Linked DNA regions of Homo sapiens: region 2 is linked to region 1. The links are chromatin loops, found by intact Hi-C in ENCODE. Cell type or tissue: Panc1. All regions are shown on one strand. Each heading gives the region's core, and the rest is flanking DNA. Links, peaks and the distances in the headings are about the cores only. Region 1 has its middle 26 kb from the start of PXDN. Region 2 holds the start of LOC124907723 (a long non-coding RNA gene).

Region 1 (4,387 bases), core at 240-4,239:
ACTGCTGGGTGCCCTCGTTCTGGTGTGCTCTGGGTAGAGATGGGCCCAGCCTTGGGGTCCTGAAACAATCAGGGCTAATGGCCACTCTGAGGGCAAGCCTGAAAAAGCAAGGCTTAAGGAGCAAGCAGAGAAACCCCACTGTGAGACATGCTAACTGCTGCAGAAATGGCCTGGAACGTGGATCCTTGGGCTGATCTGATGAGAGGCCAATACAAATTTGATGAAACACTGACACATAAGAGCCCAGGAGCCTGACACTCACAGAGGCTGGGGGCCAGCCATTCACTTAGGCCTCTTTACATGCACTGCCCTTGGCTCCAACGTCAGGCCCTTGGGATCCTGGTGACACCGAGCACCCCTCTGTCAGGTGCCCTCTATGGTCCCCACTTGTGGTTCATCCCAGAACATTCCTCAGGGGCAGCAAGAAGGGAGGGTCCAGTGCATTCCACCCAAGACCAGAGTTCCACCAGTACAAGGGAGGGTCTAGTGTGTTCCACCCAATACCAGAGTTGTACCCAGTGCTAGGGAGGGTCCAGTGCATTCCACCTGAGACCAGAGTTCCACTGCTGCTGTAGAAAGGACCAGAGGCAGGAGGTGCCTCGTGTGAACAGTGGCCACCCTCTTCCTGCAGATTCTATCCAGGGGCCTCTGGGGTGCAGCCTGGGAACATGCACCCTAACCAGCTCCCAGTGCCAGGACAAATACAGTGAGAGGCTGCATTCTTATTACTGAAGATAAGATCCTTCCTCTTTCCCTTTCCCTACAGATATTCTTTCTTTCTTTCTTTTTCTAATGTATGTAAATCTGTTTAATGGCTACAGAAGCCTCTGGCCAGATTCAGGTATCCAGAAAGTTTTCTCAAGGACCCAAGAGCCATCTCCTTGAAAAGTCACCACCAAGGAAGACCACGTCCCTCTCCCTGTTTTCCGGGAGGAGGAGGGCCCAGCTTGTCCCCTGACTCCAAACTGCACAACCTCTGACCCCAGCTGTGGGAAAATGAGAGACTTCTTTCTGTCTTTGCCGTCTGCTCTTGGTTGCTGCTGCTGCTTTCCGCACTTTGGCTGAATGAGTTTTCTGAAACTCAGTTGTTGCCGTTCCCTTCCACATTTGTGGAGAGGTTTGTGAGGCGTGGGTTGGGAGGAGGTGTGTTTCCCGTGACACCTCGCCAACTCGAACTTTAGCACCTTAGCTAGAAGCCCCTATGGTGATGCCAAGCCTGGCCTGGCGCTGCGTCTGTGTGTGTGAGCCCATTAGATGAATTCATGGGGGCCTCCATGGTGATGCCAAGCCTGGCCTGGCACTGCGTCTGTGCTTGTGAACCCATTAGATGTACTCACAGGGTGCTCTGGTACTGTTGGGGCTTCAGTTCACTCGGACCCCACATGGCTCCCTCCCGGTCACACACATCACACAGAGACACAGAGATTAGGGAACCAGCCTCACAGCGCCCAGCTTTGAGTGGTGGATGCAGGATCTGACCTGGCACCCTCCCCCTAAGCAGCTGTGGTCACTGTGACCGCAGCCTCAGTGAGTAGCGTGGCCACCCCAGCCCTGCCTCTGGGACCTCCGGGGCTGAGCGGCGGCTGCCGTCCGAGACCCCCACCAGGCCACCTTCACCAGCACCTTGTCCTCATTGGAACGACTTTGGGCCTCAGACTTGAACTTGAGATGCCCAAAGAAATCTCACTTGTTCGAACTCCACACCAGGTGTCTACCCGCCTCTCCCACCTATTCCTCGAGACCAGGCCCCACAGCCTTCCCCTCTGCCTGGCCTCCTGAGGTGCTGGTTTCCTAGAACATTCTAGCCAGAAGGGCATGCTCACTTCCCCCAGTGGTTTCCAGAGGGGGCTGGGGAGTCTGGGCAGAGGGGAAGAAGAGGGGCCTGGACGGTGGGACACCCAGGCCCCACGCACAAGTGCAAATAAGAAAAATGTGCACTCTCATAAATACAGAATAGAAAAAAATGGTATTCTTGATGTGTGCCTTTCATGTTTTAAAAATTTTGCTTGAATTTATTCACCAATTTTTCTACATTGACCACTCATTCCTGTTCTGGGGAAAAATATTCATAAGCATTGATTTCAAAGGACAGGAAGCTCTGGCCTTGTCTGTACATGAGTGACAGCCATGATCGCTTTAGGGTTGCAGGAGCCCAGACCCAACTCCCACCTGCATACTCTCCAAGAGGGTGGGAAAGCGTGGTCCCCTCTGGCTTTCTTGACAGAAGAAACTGGGTTTGCGGGCAGCAGAGGTGGAAGGAAAGAGCCTGGCAGCGAGTGAGGAGAGTTGTTTCCTCAGCCATTCCCAGCCCTGGCTGTGTTCAGATGCTCAGGGATTAACCCTCACCTCAAAGACACACGCAAGAGCTCGCCCACTTCTCCTGGTCAGACCCACCCAAGAGACACACATCTCACTGGACGGGGTTTCTAGAAGCACAGCTGTTTCCCGCTGTGGCTCTCCAGCGTAGTACCCACCTTACATGAACTATTTCCCTATGGACGTGGGCAAGGTCCACCTTGGGCACCTGGGACTAAGAAGAGGATCACCACCAGGGGGCAGCATCTCACCAGGCACTCACCTGAGCTCTCCTGAGCAGGCCTTTTAGCAGAGAAAGAGCCAGGGTTGCAGCTTCCAAGTCAACCTCGGGAGGGTCAGGAGTCCCACGTGTTTAGCATTGGGGTTTTAAGAGGGAAAGTAGAATAAATTCCTCTGGGCATCTCAACAAATCAGCCCAAGCCAACCAGGTTTTGTAAGAGCAGTCGTGTGAAACATCAACGAAGATTAGGTTAGAATTAATGCAGGTATGAACTTCAGCTCAAAATAATGTAATATTTTAATAGTTTTTTCCCCATTTATTTCTTGGCCCTCAAATCTAGAACCTTTAACTCCCTTTAGGACTCCCAGTGCTATTGATTTCCAACTCCAGTTAGCCAAGATCCCTCACGGGAAGCAACAGAAGCGCCAATCTTTGCCTCAAAATCCACGAAGGGAGATTGGATATGTGCCCAAGGATGTCATGCTGACACAAAACCCCATTTTGGGAGCCTGTAAAAGAGCGAGGATGGGGATTCCTCAGGTTCAGTGGAAATGGAAATGGGGTTCATGGATGGGTCCTGAGTCTTTTTCTTTTTTGAGACAAGGTTTTGCTCTGTCACCCAGGCTGGCTTACGGCAGCGTGATCATAGTTCACTGCAGCCTCTACCTCCTGGGCTCAAGCAGTCCTCCTTCCTCAGCCTCTCAAGTAGCTGAGACCACAGGTGCACACACTGTGCCTAGCTAATTATTATTATTATTAATTATTACTATTTTGAGACGGAGTCTTTCTCTGTCACCCAGGCTGGAGTGCAGTGGCATGATCTCAGCTCACTCAAGCTCCACCTCCCAGGTTCACGCCATTCTCCTGCCTCAGCCTCCTGAGTAGCTGGGACTACAGGCCCCCGCCACCACATCTGGCTAATTTTTTTGTATTTTTAGTAGAGACGGGGTTTCACCGTGTTAGCCAGGATGGTCTTGATCTCCTGACCTCGTGATCCGCCCGCCTCGGCCTCCCAAAGTGCTGGGATTACAGGCGTGAGCCACCGAGCCCGGCCATGCCTAGCTAATTTTTTAACTGTTTTGTAGAGATGGGGTCTCACTCCGTCACCCAGGCTGGAGGGCAATGGCACAGTTTCATAGCTCACTGCAGCCTCAGCCTCCTAGTCTCAAGCAATCCTTCTGCCTCAGCCTTCTGAGTAGCTGGGAGCACAGGTGTGCACCTCCATGCTCAGTTAATTTGTTTTTAAATTTTATGTAGAGGCAGGGTCCCATTATGCTGCCCAGGCTGGTCTGGAACTCCTGACCTCAAGCAATCCTCCCACCCTGGCCTCCCAAAGTGCTAGAATTACAGGTGTGAGCCACTGTGCCCGCCCACCCTGGGCCTTGAAGAATGGGTAGAGCTGCAGAGGGAGCAGCATGAAATAGGAGCATGTCAGCGGTGCTGGCAGATCAGTCACCCAAACTCAAGCCCTCCTGGAAGGGGAAGCAGGCCCAGGCTGTGGAACCGCGGAGAGCCGGATTTGAATCTAGGCACCGCCATTTACCAGCTGCGCCACCTTGGAAGGCTGGTCAACTTTCTCTGGGTTTCCATTTACGTCGTGTGCCAAACACAGGTCATTAGACACGCACAAGGATCATCGAAGAGATTGCCAAATAAGCTCCCTACGCTCTACTCACACCAGCTGCTCACACGGGGACAGCCGTGTGCAAGATACTAAAGGGGGCGCTTAGAAGAGGAGCTCAAAGGTGGCCTGGCGTCAGGGGCTGGAGGGCCTTTGACAGAGGCCGGGACTGAGGCTACAGCATCATCGGAGCGCTGGCCTTGGAAAGAGTGAGTGGTTGCGGATTGGAC
Region 2 (4,387 bases), core at 1-4,000, 140 kb after region 1:
GGGCAAGGCAGGGGCCTCAGGGCAAGGCCTGACTCATGGCCGTGGCTGACACCTGTCCCGGAGCTGACAGGCTTTGCTCACCTGAAGGCCATCCCAGAGCTGACAGGCTGTGCTCCGTCTCTCTTCTCCAGGACGGGCAGGTCACCTGCTTCGTGGAAGCTTGCCCCCCTGCCACCTGTGCTGTCCCCGTGAACATCCCAGGGGCCTGCTGTCCAGTCTGCTTACAGAAGAGGGCGGAGGAAAAGCCCTAGGCTCCTGGGAGGCTCCTCAGAGTTTGTCTGCTGTGCCATCGTGAGATCGGGTGGCCGATGGCAGGGAGCTGCGGACTGCAGACCAGGAAACACCCAGAACTCGTGACATTTCATGACAACGTCCAGCTGGTGCTGTTACAGAAGGCAGTGCAGGAGGCTTCCAACCAGAGCATCTGCGGAGAAGGAGGCACAGCAGGTGCCTGAAGGGAAGCAGGCAGGAGTCCTAGCTTCACGTTAGACTTCTCAGGTTTTTATTTAATTCTTTTAAAATGAAAAATTGGTGCTACTATTAAATTGCACAGTTGAATCATTTAGGCGCCTAAATTGATTTTGCCTCCCAACACCATTTCTTTTTAAATAAAGCAGGATACCTCTATATGTCAGCCTTGCCTTGTTCAGATGCCAGGAGCCGGCAGACCTGTCACCCGCAGGTGGGGTGAGTCTTGGAGCTGCCAGAGGGGCTCACCGAAATCGGGGTTCCATCACAAGCTATGTTTAAAAAGAAAATTGGTGTTTGGCAAACGGAACAGAACCTTTGATGAGAGCGTTCACAGGGACACTGTCTGGGGGTGCAGTGCAAGCCCCCGGCCTCTTCCCTGGGAACCTCTGAACTCCTCCTTCCTCTGGGCTCTCTGTAACATTTCACCACACGTCAGCATCTAATCCCAAGACAAACATTCCCGCTGCTCGAAGCAGCTGTATAGCCTGTGACTCTCCGTGTGTCAGCTCCTTCCACACCTGATTAGAACATTCATAAGCCACATTTAGAAACAGGTTTGCTTTCAGCTGTCACTTGCACACATACTGCCTAGTTGTGAACCAAATGTGAAAAAACCTCCTTCATCCCATTGTGTATCTGATACCTGCCGAGGGCCAAGGGTGTGTGTTGACAACGCCGCTCCCAGCCGGCCCTGGTTGCGTCCACGTCCTGAACAAGAGCCGCTTCCGGATGGCTCTTCCCAAGGGAGGAGGAGCTCAAGTGTCGGGAACTGTCTAACTTCAGGTTGTGTGAGTGCGTTAAAAAAAAAAAAAAAAAAGAATCCCTATACCTCATTTGTATTTTTAAAATGCGTGATGTTTTATGAAATTGTGTCCATTTTTTAGGTATTAGATATGGCAGAAAAACCATTTCCACTATGCAAAGTTCTTTTAGACGTCAGTGAAAATCAACTCTCATACCTCATGGTCTCTCTTTAATTGACCAAAACCTTCCATTTTTCTCTAAATACAAAGCGATCTGTGTTCTGAGCAACCTTTCCCCGAACACACAGCTTCAGTGCAGCACGCTGACCTGAGTATCCACCATGTGCCAGGCACAGTGCTGGGCACACGAGGCACCAAGGTCCGGGCCACCTGCCCGCAGCAAGGCCCAGCTGAGGTGGTGGAGGGAGCCCCTGAGGTCAGGGGCCGTTTCGGTTCAGGGTGGCAGGTGTCCAGCACTGGGGTATGGCGTCGAGGCTTCCATGGGGTGGGGGAGGCCAGCTTCCTTCTGACAGGATGGGCGCATACAGTGCCTGGTGTGATTTGTGCACAACCCGTGTTCCAGGTGCACATCCTCCCAAGGAGACACCCAGACCCTTCCAGCACGGGCCGGCCAAGTTGCTGCGGCGGAGGCAGCATTTCAGCTGTGAGGAAGGTCATTGGATTCATGTGTTTTATCTGTAAAAATGGTTGTCTTAACTTCTTAACCTCATATTGGTAAGTGATTGATAAAAATTGGTTGGTGTTTCATGACATGTGGACTTCTTTTGAAATAGCAAGTCAAATGTAGTGACCAAATTGTGGAAGAGATTTCTGTCAAATAGGAAATGTGTAAGTTCGTCTAAAAGCTGATGGTTATGTAAGTTGCTCAGGCACTCAGATGACAGCAGATTCTGGGTTCTGGGAGTGTTCTGTGCCTCTTACATGCCCTGGAGGCCTCATGGTCTCAGTGCTGAGGCGGCACACCTGTAGCACACCTGCGTAATGTGCGGTCTGGGCCAGTCACAAGGAATTGTGTTGTCTAAGCCAAAGGGGGAAGCTGACTGTGATTTACCAAAAAAAATTCTGTAATTCAAACCAAAATGTCTGCGGAATCACCAGTTTGATACTCTCTGTAATCAGAACAGTGGGCAGTGCCTGGGTGAACGTGTCTAGCAGCCACTGTGCGGGATCGCTGTAACAGGAGTGGAATGTACATATTTATTTACTTTTCTAACTGCTCCAACAGCCAAATGCCTTTTTTATGACCATTGTATTCAGTTCATTACCAAAGAAATGTTTGCACTTTGTAATGATGCCTTTCAGTTCAAATAAATGGGTCACATTTTCAAATGGAGAATGGCTTTATTTTTTTTTACCTGAAACCAGTACATGAGGCTAAAACTTTTCCAGGTGAGATCAAAAGCCTGAGAAGGGAAGGAGGTAGGTCCAGGAAGAAGCCCCAGAACTGTCCTAGTCACTAATCATTTTGTGACTAAATGTGAAAAAATTACTAAAAATAAGGTATTAGATAAAGTTGACTTCCTTTTCCGAAGCAGCTGGGATGCTTTAACCCGACTGAATTTTGGCAGGTGGGAGTGAGCTCTTGGGAAAAACCTCTGGCAAATAAATGCCCTTGTCTCCTGGAATCTTTGTGCTGTGGAGAAGGACATTTCTTTGTCAGAGAGGAGTGTACAAGCAATTCACACACCGAGGTGTCTGAGATGGGCAGATGCTTTTCCAGAAGCAAGAGCGCAGGTCAGGAGGGCACAGTGCACGGAAGACAGACACTCCCTTTCCAGGCCTGAGCTATGTGTGGCTCTGGGGCCAGAAGTCGGGGATGACATGTGACAATTGCTGAGCCCCTCAGGCTGTGGTTGGGTGGGAGAGAGGATGCTGCTCTAAAGGAAACTGGAATGGATCTGAGGGCATCTTTATAGGGCCTGGAAAAAATACTACTCATCTATGTAAGGAGAAAAATGAAATATTAACGAAAATTAAATATTATGTTGTTAAAATTGCCAAATCATTTCAAAATTAGAATGATAAATTGAGCTGCTTTCATGGAATGTTTATGAACATGGGATGAACACTCCTCAATCAACAAAAGACAAATTAGGTGCTTTTCTGTCACGAGGGAATGAGTGCCATATACCAATTTTAATTTAAATGAAATGCCTAATGCAAAACTAGCAAAAGTTAACCATATGTATCTTGTTTTAATAATATGTAGAATGCATTGAAACATTCCTATTGCTTTTTGTTATTAACACTTAATACCTGTTTCTGGTGTGCAAAATTATATGTCAAATGACATAAATACAGGCATACCTGGGAGATATTGTGGCTTCAGTTCCAGACCACCGCAATCAGTGACTATCTCAATAAAGCAAGTCATACAATTTTTTTGGTTTCCCGGTGCGAATAAAAGCTGTGTTCACATTACACTATGGTCTATTACATGCACAAAAGCATTATGTCTAAAAAATGTACATACCTTAATTTAAAAATACTTTATGGCTAAAAATAGTGAACGATCATCTGAGCCTTCAGTGAGCTGTAATCTCTTTGCTGGTGGAGGGTCTTGTGTTGGTGTTAATGGCTGCTGACTGATTAGGGTGGTGGTTGTTGAAAGTTGGGGTGGCTGTGTCAATTTTGGAAAGTAAGACAAAATGAAGCTTAGCGCATTGGTTTAGCCTTACTTTCATGAAAGATTTATTTGTAGTAAGGGATGTTGTTTGATAGCATCTTACCCACAGAATTACTTATTTCAACATTGGAGTCAGTCCTCTCAAACCCTGCTGCTGCTTTATCACATAAACTTATGGAATATTCTAAATCCTATGTTGTCATTTCAACAGTGTTCACAATATCTTCACCAGGAGTAGAGTCCATCTCAAGAAACCACTCGCTTTGCTTATCCCCAAGAAGCAACTCCTCATCCATTCAAGATTGATCATGAGATTGCAGCAATTCAGTCCCATCTTCAGACTCCACTTCTAATTCTCTTGCTATTTCCACCACATCTGCAGTTACTGCCTCCACTGAAGTCTTAAACCCCTCAGCGTTATCCATGAGGGCAGGAATCAACTTTTTTAACAGGCACTTCTGTTAGTGTGTATATTTTGACCTGCTCCCATGGATCATAAATGTTTTAATAGCATCTAGAGTGGTGA

Evidence for each region. A loop is a pair of places that touch in the nucleus more often than their neighbours do. Peaks named below come from ENCODE experiments on the same cell type or tissue, not always from the same donor. Only the 100,000 strongest peaks of a DNase experiment are listed, where the experiment ranks them.
Region 2: it touches region 1 in a loop (2.7-fold over the local background); 1 of 110 quality-filtered maps calls a loop at or near these places.

What each region holds. Positions count from the first base shown.
Region 1 is chr2:1,768,091-1,772,477 of GRCh38, reverse strand. No RefSeq gene overlaps it. Among named protein-coding and RNA genes, the nearest start is that of PXDN, 26 kb to the right of the region's middle. In Panc1, for the core only: a CTCF peak has its summit at 2,550 (motif pointing right); a DNase peak (open chromatin) is centred at 2,557; H3K27ac peaks cover 3,955 bases.
Region 2 is chr2:1,630,068-1,634,454 of GRCh38, reverse strand. It overlaps PXDN (peroxidasin), which reads left to right. Exons shown (of 23, transcript NM_012293.3): 23 at 132-2,568. The coding sequence ends at 251. It overlaps LOC124907723 (a long non-coding RNA gene), which reads right to left and starts at 424. Exons shown (of 2, transcript XR_007086188.1): 1 at 82-424. In Panc1, for the core only: no CTCF peak of the experiment used is centred there; DNase peaks (open chromatin) are centred at 2,434 and 2,924; H3K27ac peaks cover 4,000 bases.